Regions from separate parts of the Homo sapiens genome. Here region 1 is linked to region 2. Evidence: chromatin loops called from intact Hi-C (ENCODE). Cell type or tissue: prostate gland. All regions are shown on one strand. Links, peaks and the distances in the headings refer to the core of each region. The heading gives the core; the rest is flanking DNA.

Region 1 (8,334 bases), core at 90-8,089, 230 kb before region 2:
CTCTGTGAGCCTTCTCTCAGGTGCCCACCTGGTCTAGTAGCCACTAGTAGATGTTTATTGCCATATCCTCCTTCCTCAAAGATCCCTCATTTTGTTCATGGCATTCACTGTCTTATCCTAAGCCATTAGTTCTCAAGCTTTGCCGTGCATCAGAATTGCTTGGGGGGCTTGTTAAAATACTGACTGTAGGGCCCCACCCCCCAGAATTTCTGATATAATAGATCTAGAGTGAGGCCCAAGAATTTGAATTTTAAACAAACAAGTTCCCAGGTGAGGCGGATGCTGCCGGTCCAAAAATCACACTTTGAGAACCACTGGTCTAAATCCATCCTAGAAATCCCTTGGTGCTTGCCAATGACTGATTCAGGAGGACCAGACTGAAGCCACCAGCACATGGCATTCCCATGGTAACTGTTAATGCCTGAAGGAAATGCCCTGTCTTCCCTGGCTGGTGAGAGCATGAGAGGGTTTCCCTCTCTTTTGCTCCACATGAATGAGGAAGCGGGTAGAGGTAGACTGACTGCCCCCAGCCACTGCATCACAAGAGCAGGGTGCAAGCCACGAGAAGCAGCCAATTCCATAGACAGCCAAGTAGAGGGAAAAAGAACCTGAGTCCTTGATGAACTCACGGGGCCACTGAATCAACAACCCTGGAGCTTGACCTACGTCTGAACCTTCTTTTAAGTTCAATAATTCATTTTCTTATTGTTGAAGGTGGCTTGAGAGAGGTTTTCTGTTACTCACAATGAAAAACATCCTAATTGATACACCTAGGAAACACCAAACCCTGATCTAGCTCTACTGTTTCTTGACTCTACCCACACCTAAACAGATGAATACTTTTAAAAAATCATACAAACCAATCCAACTTGGTTTACTTCAAAATTATGACCACAACTCTCACATGACACCTAGGAATGTCTGTCACTCCACTTACAATTCCTGAAAACATTCCCCTCTTACTTTCTGGGATGCTTATTCCACACTTCCTTAAAGACATATGAAATCTAATCATGTTTATCACCCTCACCTGCCCCCCCCACCACCCATCTCAGCCAACAGCATTGCCCAATATATCATAGAAAGGTGGACAGTCAAAAAAGAACCATTCCATCCCTACCATCGCATCTATCACCTTACCTGGGCTTGTACCTGCAAAATCCACCTTCTCTCTTGGTAGGGATGAAGGCCACTCCTCCACTTGTGCTTTGAGTTTCAATCTCCTTCTGCTCTCAAGAACTCTGCCCTTGCAAATATCCCCTTCATTCATGCCATATTGATTGTCCCCTCAACCAAATTATTCCCATTGGCAAATAAACATGATTTGATTTCATATGTCTTTAAAAAGTATTCTCTCTTGATTCACTCCAGCCACTCCCTCTTTTGCCTGCCCACTTTCCACCTCCCATGGGCTCTTGAACCCTCTCCAACTGAGCTTTTGCAGTGTCCACCATTCAATCAAAATGGCACTTCTTAGAGTTATTATCATACTACAGGGTGACCCATGTCAAAGACAGTTCTCCATCTTCACCTAACTAGATCTGCCAGCAGCGATAGACACACTTGAGTTCTCCTTCATTCTCAAAACACTTTCAGGCCCTGTGACTCTCCTCCCACCACACTGGCCTTTTTTCCTTGACTAATTCCTCTTTGGCTCCTCAACCTCTAAATATTGATGTTCTTGAGGACTTTTGTCTTCATCCTTCTCCTTCTCTATATCCACACTCCTCCTCTAAGTGATCTCTTCCAGTCCCAGGAAGATATAGAATTGACCACGGTCAAACTCATAGTTTCCTCTCTGGCAAGCACCAGACTGACATCCTACTGTCCACCAGATATCACCACTTGGATATCTGACAGACTTCTCAAATTTGGGGTCATATGTGAAGGGATTAAAAGACCTGGAACCGCACTAAACAAGCCAACAATCATTACAAATAATATGTAGCAATGACTTACATTGTCTATAAAAGCACATGGTTATCACACAATTTGCTTGAGCAAGCTCTACATATTGTGTGGTTGTTGAGTAGAACTGTTTGTTGACCTAAATGCACTTACTGATATACCCATGCAGTAAAATCCTTTTATGTTACAGGGAGCAGAAAATCTTTCTTTAGCATCAGTTTGATGAGATGCTGGATGTCTTACCTCTCACAGGCAGCAGGGGTTACCTACTTTTCACCCCATTGAAGGTCCAGTCCAGCTCTGTGGTCCAGTTGACAACCATCACCATAGCAACTTATATACTCATTTCTAGCAAGAATAAATAAATATGTCTTGAAGGGCAGGCTGTCACCATTCTACTTGATATTGATTCTGCTGCTCATGGACTTAAAAAAAGCTACCTTTTTTGTTTTGAAATAAGTGTAGCTGGCCGGGAACAATGACTCACGTCTGTAATCCCAACACTTTGCAAGACCGAGACGGGTGGATCACCTGAAGTCAGGAGTTCGAGACCAACCTGGAAAACATGGTGAAACCCCATCTCTACTAATAGTACAAAAAAATTAGCCAGGTTTGGTGGTGCATGCCTGTAAGTCCAGCTACTCGGGAGGCTGAGGCAGATAATTGCTTGACCCTGGGAGGTGGAGGTTGCAGTAGGCCGAGATCACTCCACTTCACTCCAGCCTGGGCGACAGAGCGAGACTCCATCTCAAAATAAATAAATAAATAAATAAATAAAATTAAAAAAAGAAAAAGAAAATGTCCTTCTAGTCCTACTTTTCTAATAGCCTTATTAATTTTTTTAAAATATTGTTGTAAGAACAAACATAGATCTATGGAACAGTATAGGAACTCAGGAATAGACCTATTTACATATTGAAACTTAATTTATGATAAAGAGGGGTCCATACAACAATGGGGAAATGATTATATGGTATACACTTTGAGGGAAACAAATTCACTGTATGGAGAAAAATGAATCTGGATCCCTAAATGAAAATACATGAAAAGGTGGATTTTAGATGGATTATTGGCTTGAACATGAAAGATAAAACCGCCAACTTAACAGAAGGAAATATAGAAAAATATATTTGTCACCTAAGGATGAAAAAAGACACTTTTAGCAAAACTTTAAGAGCATAAGCCACAAGGCAAAGATAAATATTTAAGATCAAAAAAGGATAATCATGGACAAAATTAATGAGAGATAACAGAACGGTCGAAGATATTTGCAATTCCTAAAACTGAGAAAAGGATTGTTTCCCTAGATACATGGACCCCCCCACAAATCAATGAGAAAATAAACTAGCAGTCCTTCTTTTTCCATGGTTGCTTATGCTTCAGGTGTCATAGCTAAGAAGCAATTACCTAATTCAAGGTTACAAATATTCATACCTGTTTTCTTCAAAAGGTTTTGTAGTTTCAGCTCTTTTATTTAGGTCTATGCTTCATTTTGAGTTTATTTAAAATGGCATAAGGAAGAAGTCCAACTTGATTCTTTTTGCATGTGGATAGCCAGTTGTCCCAACACCATTTGTTAAAAGCCTATTCTTTTCCCACTGGATTGTCTTGGTACAAATCAAATTCATAAATGTATGAATTTGGCCAGGCATGCTGGCTCTCACCTGTAATCCCAGCACTTTGGGAGGCCAAGGCAGGTGGATCACCTGAAGTCAGGAGTTTGAAACCAGCCTGGCCAACATGGTGAAACTCTGTTTCTACTAAAAATACAACAATTAGCCAGGCTTGGTCGTGGGTCCCTGTAATCCCAGCTACCTGGGAGGCTGAGGCAGGAGAATAGCTTGAACCTGGGAGGCAGAGGTTGCAGTGAGCTGAGATCACACCATTGCACTCCAGCCTGGGTGACAAGAATGAAACTCCATCTCAATAAATAAATAAATATGAATTTGCTTATGAATTCTCAACTCTATTCCATTGACCCATATGCCTATCCTTATGCTAGTACCACACTGTCTTGATAACTGTAACTTTGTAAGCTTTGAAATCTGAAGGTGTGAGTTTTCCAACTTTGTTTCTTTTTCAAGATTGCTTTGGCTATTCTGGATCCTTTGCATTTTTTATTAGTCCATTTTCACACTGCTACGAAGAACTGCCTGAGACTGGGGACTGGGTAATTTACAAAGGAAAGAGGTTTTTTGTTTTTTTTTATATACTTTAAGTTCTAGGGTACATGTGCACAACGTGCAGGTTTGTTACATATGTATACATGTGCCATGTTGGTGTGCTGCACCCATTAACTCGTCATTTACATTAGGTATATCTCCTAATGCTATCCCTCCCCACTCTCCCCACCTCATGACAGGCCCTGGTGTGTGATGTTCCCCTTCCTGTGTCCAAGAGTTCTCATTGTTCAATTCCCACCTATGAGTGAGAACATGCGGTGTTTGGTTTTTTGTCCTTGCTATAGTTTGCTGAGAATGATGGTTTCCAGCTTCATCCATTTCCCTACAAAGGACATGAACCCATACAAAGGAAGGAGTTTTCATTGACTCACAGTTCTGCATGGCTGGGGAGGCCTCAAGAAACTCATAATAATGGCATGAGGCAAAGGGGAAGCAAGACATCTTCACAAAGCAGCAGCAAGGAGAAGTGCTGAGTGAAGGGGGAAGAGCTCATTATAAAACCATCAAATCTTGTGAGAACTCATTCACTATCACAAGAATAGCAGGGGAGAAGCCACTCCCATGATTCAGTTACTGCCACCTGGTCTCTCCCTTGACACGTGGGGATTATGGGGATTACAATTCAAGATAAGATTTGGGTGGGGACACAAAGCCTAACCATATCACATTTTCATATGAATCTTAGACTCAGCTTGTCATTTTCTGCAAGGAAAAGAAAAAAACAGCCAACTGGAATTTTGAAAGGCATTGCATTGAATCTGTAGATCAATTTAGGGAGGATTGCCGTCTTAACAATATTGAGTCTTTCAATCCACAAATATGGGTTTCTTTCCATTTATTTAGGCCTTCTTTAATTTCTTTCTATGACGTGTTACAGTTTTCAATGTCCAAGTTATGCACTTCTTTTGTTAAATTTATCACTAAGTATATTATTCTTTTTTGATGCTATTGTAAATTAAATTGTTTCCTTAGTTTTATTTTTTTGAGTTATTTATTATTAATGTATAGCAATATATTTTCTTTTTGTGTATTGACCCTGTATCTTGTAACCCTGCTTAACTGTTTATTAGTTCTAATAAGTTCTTTTTTAGGTTTCTTAGGATTTTCTATATACAAAATCTTATTATCTGTAAATAGAGATCATTTTATTTCCTTTGTAATCTAGGTTCCTTTATTTATTTTTCTTGACCAAATGCCCTGACTAGAAACTTCAGTACAATGTTAAATAGAAGTGTTGAGAGTGGACATCCTGGTGTTATTCCTAGTCTTAAGGGGAAAACGTTTAGTCTTTCATTCTTAAATTTGTGTGCCATTTTGCTATTCTTTTTCTATGTCTTATATATTTTTTATTTCCTATTCCTACATTACTGCTTTCTTTTGTTTAATGGCTATTATCTAGTATACAATTTTAATCCCTTTGTTTCTTTTACTATATGTTTTTAGTTATTGTTTTGGTGGTTTCCCTGTGGAATACAATTAATATATTAATTTAAAATAATATAGTTTGGATTAATACCAACTTAATTTCAACAGTATACAAACATTTTGCTGCAATATAACTTCATTCTCTCATACCACTTTTGTGCGATTTTTGTCATACTAACTATACATTATAAACCAACATAGTTGGTTTATAGTTGGTTCATAATCATTACAAATCAACATAGTTTTATAATTATTACTGTATGCAGTTGTCTTTTAAATAAGAGAGGAAAAGAAAGGGGTTACAAATAAAAACACTTTTCTGCTGTCTTTTACATTTACCTATGTAGTTACCTTTACCATACTTTTTATTTCTTCATGTGGATTTAACATGTAGGGTTCTCTCATTTTATGCTGAAGGATTCCTTTCAGAATTTCTTGTAGGGCAAGTCTGCTAAAGATGACTTCTCTCAGTTTTTGTTCATCTGTAAATGTCTTAATTACTCCTTTGTTTTTTGAAGGTTTGCTGATATAGAATTCTTGGTTGACAATCTTTCTTTTAACATTTTGAATGTCATCTCATTGCCTTGTGTAGTGCACAGACTGGTACCAAAACAGACATCTCATTGCACTGAGTGCAGTGATGTGATCTCGAGTCCCTGCAACCTGCACCTCCCAGGTTCAAGCTATTCTCCTGCCTCAGCCACCCAAGTAGCTGGGATTATAGGAGTGCACCACCATGCCCGACTATTCTTTTCTTTTCTTTTTTCTTTTCTTTTCTTTTCCTTTCTTTTCTTTTCTTTCTTTCTCTCTCTCTTTCTCTCTTTCTTTCTTTCTCTCTCTCTTCCCTCCCTTCCTTCCTTCCTTCTTTCCTTCCTTCCTTCTCTTTCTTTTTTGTATTTTTAGTAGAGACTGAGTTTCACCATGTTGGCCAAGCTGGTCTTAAACTCCTGGCCTCAAGTAAACCACCTACCTTGGCCTCCCAAACTGCTGGGATTACAGGCGTGAGCCATCGCACCCAGCCTCAGCCATTTTTCTTAAATAAGTGCTTCTCAATATTTTCAGTTCTCAGCATGTTGCAAGCCTTTAGTTAATTTTCACAGTTGTAAAAGTTTATTTTGACAATGTTCTCATTGCTTTAATGGAGTAGTGAATTTTTGGAGTTCCTTGTTTGCTGTTTTGAAGATGTTCCTTCTTGACTTTCTTATAATTTCCATCTCTTTGCTGAAATTACCCATCGGTTCATGTTTGTTGTTCATTTTTAATTATCAGATATTTTAATCCATTAATCCTAATTATTTTTAATTCCTTGCTTGATAGTTTCAAAATGTTGCTCATAGATCAATCTCTTGCTATTGATTGCTTTATCTCTTGGGATTTTGTTTGTTGCTTTTTGTTTTTAATGTTTCCTTGATATGTCATAACTTTGTATTGAATACCTGGCATCATTTGTAGGACAGTAGACACTGAAGTAAGTGGTATTTATGTCTGAAATGGGCACACCTTTTATGACAGGTCATTAATGTGGAGGGTTGAATCAGTCTAGTCAGGAGTTGAGTAGGTTTGGGTTTGTTGTTGCTATGGTTTCCTTCAGTGCACAAACCAGCTTCAAATTCTCCTCGCTTGTGTTGTGATTCAGGTGGGAGGTGAGGGGATATTCTTGCCCCACCTTCATCTTGTAGCTATCTCTGCCAACTGAGCCACAGAGAGGACCTTTCTGCTTGCCTTTGTCCTTCCCCTAGTTGTAGACTATTATTGCTTGGTACATGCTGTTAGGCTCATGGTGGGGGTTAGGAAGGGGTTCTCTGTTGCCCTGGTCTAGCTTCAATCTTAGGCTGGCTCTGTGATCCTGGGCTCTGTAAGCTGGGCTTTTAACAATGTTCCTGGCCAGGCATGGGGGCTCACACCTGTAATCCCAGCACTTTGAGAGGCCGAGGCAGGTGGATCACTTGAGGCCAGGAGTTCGAGACCAGCCTGGCCAACATGGCAAAATCTTGTCTTTACTAAAGATATTTTTTAAATTAGCTGGGTGTCATGGCAGGTGCCTATAGTCTCAGCTACTCGGGAGGCTGAGGCACAAGAGTTGCTTAACCCGGGAGGCGGAGGTTGCAGTGAGCTGAGATGGCACCACTGCACTCCAGCCTGGGCAACAGAGCGAGACTCTGTCTCAAAAAAAAAAAAAAAAAAACAAGCAAAACAACAACAACAACAACAACAAAACACACAAAACAAAACAAAAGAAACGAGAGGAGCAAGAAAGCACAGAGAGCAGATCAGCAAGGTTGAGAGGGTAGGATGTGAGTTTCAGCGGAAGCTGGTCACTGGAAGGGCTCATACCACACCCTTAATTAAATAATAAATTAAGGTATATTTTATTAAAGTTGGAATTTTTCTACATGGCAATACTGAGCCAATGAAACATTTTATTAACTGCTTGTTATATAATTTTTATTATCTGAGCAATGGTTAGCAAATAAACTTGGGAAAAAAGCCCTTGAAGATAAAAATTAATTGCCTACATCCCTGTCATTCAAATCAACCACTTTTATATTTTGATTTCTTTTCAAAGGAAAGAAATTGAAAGAAAGGAAGGAAGAACTTCCTTCCTTTATGGAGTTGTATTTATTTTACAAAATTTCTATCATATGTTTTGTTCAAATTTTTTTTTTATTTAAAAATTTCTATGGATTTGATTGTTTAGGTGTGGCCAGGCATCAAGATTTATAACCACTCACCAGGTAATTCCAATGGGCAGTCAAATCAGGATCCACTGATCTAGATTATCTTCTCTTCTAACACTTTGGCATTTTCATGATTTTCT
Region 2 (8,334 bases), core at 233-8,232:
GGGAGTTCATCAGTGTTCATTTCTGTCAACCGTCTGGCCAGGCCTCCTCCCTGGTGTGGATCTTATTTTCATCCCTCCCCATCTCTCCCCCTTGCAGATCCAGAAGCATCGCAAGCGGTTGAAGGCGGAGGAGCAGTGGCAGCGACGGCAGCAGGTGTTCCGCCGGGGCGTGTCAACGCGGCGCTCGGCCTACGCCTTCTCGCACCAGCGGGGCTACGCGGACCTCATCTCCTCCGGGCGCAGCATCCGCAAGAAGCGCTCGCCGCTTGATGCCATCGTGGCGGATGGCACCGCGGAGTACAGGCGCACCGGGGACAGCTGATCCCTTACCCCCAGGCTGGGATGCGGCCACAAAGCACGTCTATTTTTTTATGAAAGACTCTCAGGACTTTGTGTGTGTGTGTGAATTGCATTCATCACAAAGATATTGAAGACAATAAATAATCTTTATAACAAACTCCTTGGGTTGGACTATTAAACAATAGCAGAGCCAAGAAATAGGACTTTTAAAAGTCCTATTATTCGGCCGGGCGTGGTGGCTCAGGTCTGTAATCCCAGCACTTTAGGAGGCTGAGGAGGGGAGATCACCTGAGGCCAGGAGTTCGAGACCAGCCCAGCCAACATGGTGAAACCCTGTCTCTACCATAAATTAAAAATTAGCCGGGCTTGGTGGTGGGCACCCGTAATCCCACCTATTTGAGAAGCTGAAGCAGAAGAATCGCTTGAACCTGGGAGATGGAGGTTACAGTGAGCCGAGATTGCGCCACTGCACTCCAGCCTGGGTGACAGAGCAAGACTCTGTCTTAAGAAAAATTTAAAAATAGGCCGGGCATGGTGGCTCATGCCTGTCATCCTAGCACTTTGGGAGGCCAAGGCAGGTGGATCACTTGAGGTCAGGAGACCAGCCCGGCCAACATGGTGAAACCCCATCTCTACTAAAAATACAAAAATTAGCTGGAAATCGCTTGAACCTGGGAGGTGGAGGTTCCAGTGAGCCGAGATCGTGGCACTGCACTCCAACCTGAGCAACAGAGTGAGACACCAGCTCAAAAAAAATTTTTTAATAATAATAAAAGTCCTATTATTCAACTGGTTATGTACATTATGGTTGAAAGGGAACGTTTTAATCCAGTCTCAATCCAGGGCAATAGAATTACAAAGCATGTTGTATTTCAGTTCAAATGGTATTGTATTATAAAATTACAGTTACATTTTCCTTTCGGTGATCTTCAGCATAATTTCCCAGAGGCCCCTTTTTCCTCCCTATAGGCCATCTTATTAACAGATTTTAAAATTTATAGTAATGACAAATGACTTATCAGTGTTCATCATCTGAAAGCTAAGTGGTTCGTTCAATCACTTTTTCAAAGTTGATAGTAGATTGCATGGTTTCATGTTTCCTCATATTGGTTTATTAATTCTATTTAATCAAGGAAAATAACTTCAGATTCCATAAAGTTTCAGTTTATTTTTAGTTTACTACTAGGTGAGATAGCACATTACATACTTTTACTATCAAATATTATTTTAGCAGCTTCCCATAGTACCAAATGATTTGATTCCCTACTCTCATTTTTTAAAGCATATAAATATTTATGGGCTTAAAAAGGGGGTTTTTAAAAACTGAGGATATCAGTAATAAATTGCAGAATATTTTGCAAAGCTTTCTTTTGGAAAGCAAACTTTTGTGCCTGCCTATATGCAAAGTATTTTATCAGGGACTTGAACAAAGACCTCACTCTTTTTCACTTGTCTTATGTCGAGAGAAAAGGTTATTGGCAGCCACATTCCTAAGACTGGGGAATGGTGTGTCCTTTTAAATTTGAAGATAACTTTAGGTAATTATGGAAACTCCTCAAAGAGGAGAAAGTAATTTTTTTCCAGACATTTTTCTCATTCTGTGTCTTTCACACACTAGTTTCCATAGTTCGAGAATTCTGTTTTTTACCATTGGGCTGTGAATGTTCACAATATCAGTCCTGTTGAATTCCTATGAGGTAATCACAATGTGTATATGTTCATTTTCTAGGTATGATAAAAGAATGTATGGCTTTTTATTCTGTGGAAGTAAAATCCTGAACGTTTACAACTTTTCCTTAACTTGTAAATAAAAAATTGTAAGTTTTTTCTTTTTTTACAGAAAACTTAGCTTGTGTAATTCTGTTAGTTTCAGATTTCTCTCCTGTTTTTGCAAATTGTGGGAAAGATTGACAATGCAAATGTGTCAAAGACATACTGTTGGGTGCAATATTAACAATTTTAAATGCAAATTTCTTTGGATAAATTATTTCTATATTCTGTAAATCTGAGATTTAATGTATATTTTGTTTAAAAAAATGATTTAGTAAAATCTTTGAAAAGTATGATCTTCTAAAGTATTTAAATTGGCTTTTGTTGTTGTTGTTATTTTTAAGAATAGGGTATGTGACAGAAGAATCTAGTCCCACAAGGTTTCTAGAGGAATGTAGGGGTCCTTTAGTAGTGAGAAAGTCGGGGACAGGGAAACTAAGTGTTAGGGAAGAAGTGATGGAGAAAGGGAAACTAAGTGTTAGGGAAAAGGTGATGGAGAAAAGGTGATCAGGACCGGGCACTGTGGCTCACGCCTGTAATCCCAGTACTTTGGAAGGCTGAGGCAGGAGAATCACTTGAGGCCAGGAGTTTGAGACCAGCCTGGGCAACATAGCAAGACTCTGTCTTTTCAAAAAAAAACATCTCAGTGTAGTGGCATGTGCCTGTAGTCCCTGCTGCTTGGGAGGCTTAGGTGGGAGGATCACTTGAGCCCAGGAGTTTGAGGCTGCAGTGAGCTACGATTATGCCACTGTACTGAAGCCTGGGTGAGAGCAAGACTCTGTCTCTAAAAGAATTAAAAAGGTGGCCAGACTTTAGAGACAGAGGGGTAAAGATTTAGAGTTAGGGAGATCAGCCAGGCATGGTGGCTCATGCCTATAATCCCAGCACTTTAGGAGGCTGAGGTGGGCGGGTCACTTGAGGCCAGGAGTTTGAGACCAGTCTGGCCAACATGGCGAAACCCCGTCTCTACTAAAAATACAAAAATTAGCCGGGTGAGGTGGTGCACACCTGTAATCCCAGCTACTCTGGCAGCTGAGGCAGGAGAATTGCTGGAACCCAGGAAGCAGAGGTTGCAGTGAGCCATGATTGTGCTACTGTTCTCCAGCCTGGGCAATGGAGTGAGACTCTCTCCAAAAAAAAAAAAAAAAAAAAGGAAGATTGAGTCTGGGTTTTTCCAACTGACCTCAACTCTTTAGCCAGAATGAAAGGAAAGGTAACCCTCAACCAAAAGTAAGGACTGGGGCTGGGCACGGTGGCTTGTACCTGTAATCCCAGCACTTTGGGAGGCCAAGGTGGTGGGTCACCTGAGGTTAGGAGTTCGAGACCAGCATGGCCAACATGGTGAAACCCCATCTCTACTAAGAATAAAAAAAAGCAGCCAGGCATGGTGGTGCACACCTGTAATCCTAGCTACTTGGGAAGCTGAGGCAGGAGAATCACTTGAACCTGGGAGGTGGAGGTTGCAGCGGGCTGAGATTGTGACACTGCACTCCAGCCTGGGTGACAGCGAGACTCCGTCTCAAAAAACAAAACAAAAAAAGTAAGGGGTGAGAAGTGAGCAGATAGTCCTAGAAATACATGACGAATCGTTGGCAGAAAAATGAGCAAAGAGGAGTGAGTGAGGAAGTGAGTGGCAAACCTGGGGTTTGAGGCTGTGGGAGTCTGACGAGGCTGTGGGAGTCTGACCAGGCTGTGGGACAGACAGCTCTTGGACGCAAGGGAAGCTGTGACCCCACTAAGAAGGTTCTCTCTGCGTCGAGATGGGAGACTCTTTGGGAGGCAAAATTAGCAGCAGGTGATAGAAAAGTATCAGTCTTGGGGTGCTTGGGCTGGGAGGAGATGGGCAAATTATTAGCCTCTGCAATAGAAATGGCAGAAAAATTGAGCAGACCTGGGAGATCATCCCTAAAAAAATAAAGGTCACTTTTTCCTGCAATATACTACTGTATTTAAGTTGTTTGAGGGATAAATGTTTTTAATCAAAGAGCACCACCTAAAGGTTCTTAGTCATGTTCAGCACTAGAAACTGCTCAGTAACAACATCTGATGGGAATAAAATGATTCTTGAGAGACTTCAATGTGATAGCAAAATGTACCCTAATGGAATCTAAATATATTTTAACAATTGCTGCCTTCATGTGATGTGAATGAAACTTAGGAAAATTGTCAGCTTCTAAAAGTCCTGCTAGAAAGTTAGGGCTGCGCTACAACTTCTGGGGCATTTATAAAAATAAAAAGGCCTGTTAAAACACTGAAAACAACACAACGTAGATCTCAGGACAAAGTGGAGGTTGGGGCCCTTAAAAATAACCACTGTAATGCAATCATTTTCTTTCTGCTAAAAAATACAGTAAAGGCTGGGTGCAGTGGCTCATACCTGTAATCCCAGCACTTTGGGAGGCCCAGGCGGGCAGATCACCTGAGGCCGGGAGTTCAAGACCAGCCTGACCAACATGGAGAAATCCGTCTCTACTAAAAATAAAAATTAGCGGAGTGTGGTGGCGCACGTCTGTAATTCCAGCTACTGGGGAGGCTGAGGCAGGAGAATCGCTTGAACCCGGTGAGAGGTGACAGCGTGCTGGCAGCCCTCACAGCCCTCGATCGCTCTCGGCGCCTCCTCGGCCTTGGCGCCTACTCTGGCGGTGCTTGAGGAGCCCTTCAGCCCACCGCTGCACTGTGGGAGCCCCTTTCTGGGCTGGCCAAGGCCGGAGCCGGCTCCCTCAGCTTGCGGGAAGGTGTGGAGGGAGAGGCGTGGTCGGGAACCCGGGCTGCACGCGGTGCTTGCGGGCCAGCGTGAGTTCTGGGTAGGCGTGGGTGTCCGCGGGCCCCACGCTCCAGCAGCCAGTGGGCCCCGCCAGCCCGGGCAGTGAGGGGCTTAGCACCTGGGCCAGCAGCTGCTATGCTTGACTTCTCCCTGGGCCTTAGCTGCCTCCCCGCGGGGCAGGGCTCGGGACCTGCAGCCTGCCATGCCTGAGCCTCCCCCACACGGTGGGCTCCTGCGAGGCCCAAGCCTCCCTGACCAGCACCACCCCCTGCTCCACAGCGCCCAGTCCCATCGACCACCCAAGGGCTGAGGAGTGCAGGTGCAGGGTGCGGGACTGGCAGGCAGCTCCACCTGCGGCCCTGGTGCAGGATCCACTGGGTGAAGCCAGCTGGGCTCCTGAGTCTAGTGGGGACTTGGAGAACCTTTATGTCTAGCTAAGGGATTGTAAATACACCAATCAGCGCTCTGTATCTAGCTCAAGGTTTGTAAACACACCAATCAGCACCCTGTGTCTAGCTCAGGGTTTGTGAATGCACCAATCCACACTCTATCTGGCTACTCTGGTGGGGACTTGGAGAACCTTTATGTCTAGCTAACGGATTGTAAATACACCAATCGGCACCCTGTATCTAGCTTAAGGTTTGTAAACACACCAATCAGCACCCTGTGTCTAGCTCAGGGTTTGTGAATGCACCAATCGACACTCTATATCTAGCTACTCTGGTGGGGACTTGGAGAACCTTTGTGTAGACGCTCTGTATCTAGCTAATCTAGTGGGGATGTGGAGAACTTTTGTGTCTAGCTCAGGGATTGTAAACGCACCAATCAGCACCCTGTCAAAACAGACCAATCAGCTCTCTGTAAAATGGACCAATCAGCTCTCTGTAAAATGGACCAATCAGCAGGATGTGGGTGGGGCCAGATAAGAGAATAAAAGCAGGCTGCCCGAGCCAGCGGAGGCAATCCACTGGGGTCCCCTTCCACACTGTGGGAGCTTTGTTCTTTCATCTTTGCAATAAATCTTGTCACTGCTCACTCTTTGGGTCCACACTGCCTCTATGAGCTGTAACACTCACCGTGAAGGTCTGAAGCTTCACTCCTGAAGCTAGCGAGACCACAAACCCACCAGAAGGAACGAACAACTCCAGACGCGCCACGTTAACGGCTGTAACACTCACCGTGAAGGTCTGAAGCTTCACTCCTGAAGCTAGCGAGACCACGAACCCACCAGAAGGAACGAACAACTCCACACGCGCCACCTTCACGGCTGTAACACTCACCGTGAAGGTCTGAAGCTTCACTCCTGAAGCTAGCGAGACCACGAACCCACCGGAAGGAACGAACAACTGCAGACGCGCCACCTTAACGGCTGTAACACTCACCGTGAAGGTCTGAAGCTTCACTCCTGAAGCTAGCGAGACCACGAACCCACCGGAAGGAACGAACAACTCCACACGCGCCACCTTAACGGCTGTAACACTCACCGTGAAGGTCTGAAGCTTCACTCCTGAAGCTAGCGAGACCACGAACCCACCGGAAGGAACGAACAACTCCACACGCGCCACCTTAACGGCTGTAACACTCACCGTGAAGGTCTGAAGCTTCACTCCTGAAGCTAGCGAGACCACGAACCCACCGGAAGGAACGAACAACTCCACACGCGCCACCTTAACGGCTGTAACACTCACCGTGAAGGTCTGAAGCTTCACTCCTGAAGCTAGCGAGACCACGAACCCACCGGAAGGAACGAACAACTCCAGACGCGCCACCTTAACAGCTGTAACACTCACCACGAAGGTCTGCAGCTTCACTCCTGAAGCCAGCGAGACCATGAACCCACCAGAAGGAAGAAACTCCGAACGCATCTGAACATCAGAAGGAACAAACTCCGGACACGCCGCCTTTAAGAACTGTAACACTCACCGTGAGGGTGCGCAGCTTCATTCTTGAAGTCAGTGAGACCAAGAACCCACCAATTCCGGACGCACTGGGAGGCGGAGGTTGAAGTGAGCCGAGATCGCGCCATTGTACACCAGGATGGGCAACAAGAGTGAAACTCCATCTCACAGGAAAAAAACGAACAAACCAAAAAATAAAAACAGTAAAAATGATTTTCTTGATTAGATATTCCTCCGAACAAGAGATACAGTGGGTGGCTCACGCCTGTAATCCCAACACTTTGGGAGGCCGAGGCGGATCACCTGAGGTCAGGAGTTTGAGACCAGCCTGACCAATATGATGAAACCCCGTCACTACTAAAAATACAAAAATTAGCTGGGAATGGGGGCATGTGCCTGTAATCCCGGCTACTCGTGAGGCTAAGACAGGAGAATCGCTTGAACCTGGGAGGTGGAGGTTGCAGTGAGCCGAGATCACGCCACTGTACTGCAGCCTGGAAAATAAGAGAGAAACTCCATCTAAAAAAAAAAAAAAGATATAAATGGTCAATAAGCATATGAACAGATGCTCAACATCATTAGTCATCAGGGAAAGTCGTCAAAACTGAGGCCGGGCACCACCGTGTAATCCTGTAATCCCAGCACTATGGGAGGCTGAGGCAGGCGGATCACCGGAGGTCAGGAGTTGGAGACTAGACTGGCCAACATGGTGAAACCCCATCTCTACTAAAAATACAAAAATTAGCCATGCGTGGTGGCATGCACCTGTCATCCCAGCTACTCGGGAGGCTGAGGCAGGAGAATCATTTGAATCCAGGAGGCAGAGGTTGTGGTAAACTGAGATTGCATCACTGCACTCCAGCCTGGGTGACAAAGTGAGACTCTGTCTCAAAGAAAAAAAGAAAAAAAAATCACACTAGAAAGGGTTGATTCTTCCTACAATAACTTAAAAATGGCATATAATCCTCATAAAAATGCAAACAGTTTCCTGTAATGGGCTGATTCTAAAGTTCATATGGAAAAATTAATGTCAGAAAACTAAGCAATGAGGTGAGACCACTCCTACCAGATATTACGCCATATTATAATTTGAAAAACAGTTTCAGTAGTGTGGTTCTGATGCATGATTACACAGACATTCCATGGAACAGAACAGAAAAATCCAGAAATAGCCTCAAACACGTGAACATTTACTATATAAAGTGGCATCAAAGGTGGGTGGGGGGAAAGATGGACTGGTGTTGAGACAACAGGGAAACAAATTAGATATCATGCACTGTAGTAGAATAGGCTCCAAATAATGAAGAGATTTCAATGTAAAAGAAAAAAAAACTCATCAAAGTATTTGAAGAAAATCACGAGGAAATTCAAATACTGGAGTGGGGAAAGACTTTCTAATTAAGACTAAAAATCTAAAGCCTCAAAGGAAAGGCTAGTAATTTCAAATGCATAAATATTTTTAAAACCTCCATTATGGCAAAAAAAAAAAAAAGAAAAAGAAAAAAGGTATAAGCAAAGATGGCAAAATGGAGAAAAAGTGTGCGAGTCTTAGTTCAGGCTGCTATGACAAAATACCACAAACTGCGTGGTTTATATAAGCAA

What was found. A loop is a pair of places that touch in the nucleus more often than their neighbours do. Peaks named below come from ENCODE experiments on the same cell type or tissue, not always from the same donor. Only the 100,000 strongest peaks of a DNase experiment are listed, where the experiment ranks them.
Region 1: a loop joins it to region 2, with 2.9 times the contacts of the local background. A loop is called at or near these places in 28 of 110 quality-filtered maps.

The regions. Positions count from the first base shown.
Region 1 is chr18:57,870,291-57,878,624 of GRCh38, reverse strand. No RefSeq gene overlaps it. Among named protein-coding and RNA genes, the nearest start is that of ATP8B1, 71 kb to the right of the region's middle. In prostate gland, for the core only: no CTCF peak of the experiment used is centred there; no DNase peak of the experiment used is centred there.
Region 2 is chr18:57,640,476-57,648,809 of GRCh38, reverse strand. It overlaps ATP8B1 (ATPase phospholipid transporting 8B1), which reads left to right. Exons shown (of 28, transcript NM_001374385.1): 28 at 98-2,384. The coding sequence ends at 322. It overlaps ATP8B1-AS1 (ATP8B1 antisense RNA 1), which reads right to left. Exons shown (of 3, transcript NR_164148.1): 2 at 6,758-7,251. Among named protein-coding and RNA genes, the nearest start is that of ATP8B1-AS1, 14 kb to the right of the region's middle. RefSeq lists enhancers at 4,292-4,802, 4,803-5,314. In prostate gland, for the core only: a CTCF peak has its summit at 4,118; no DNase peak of the experiment used is centred there.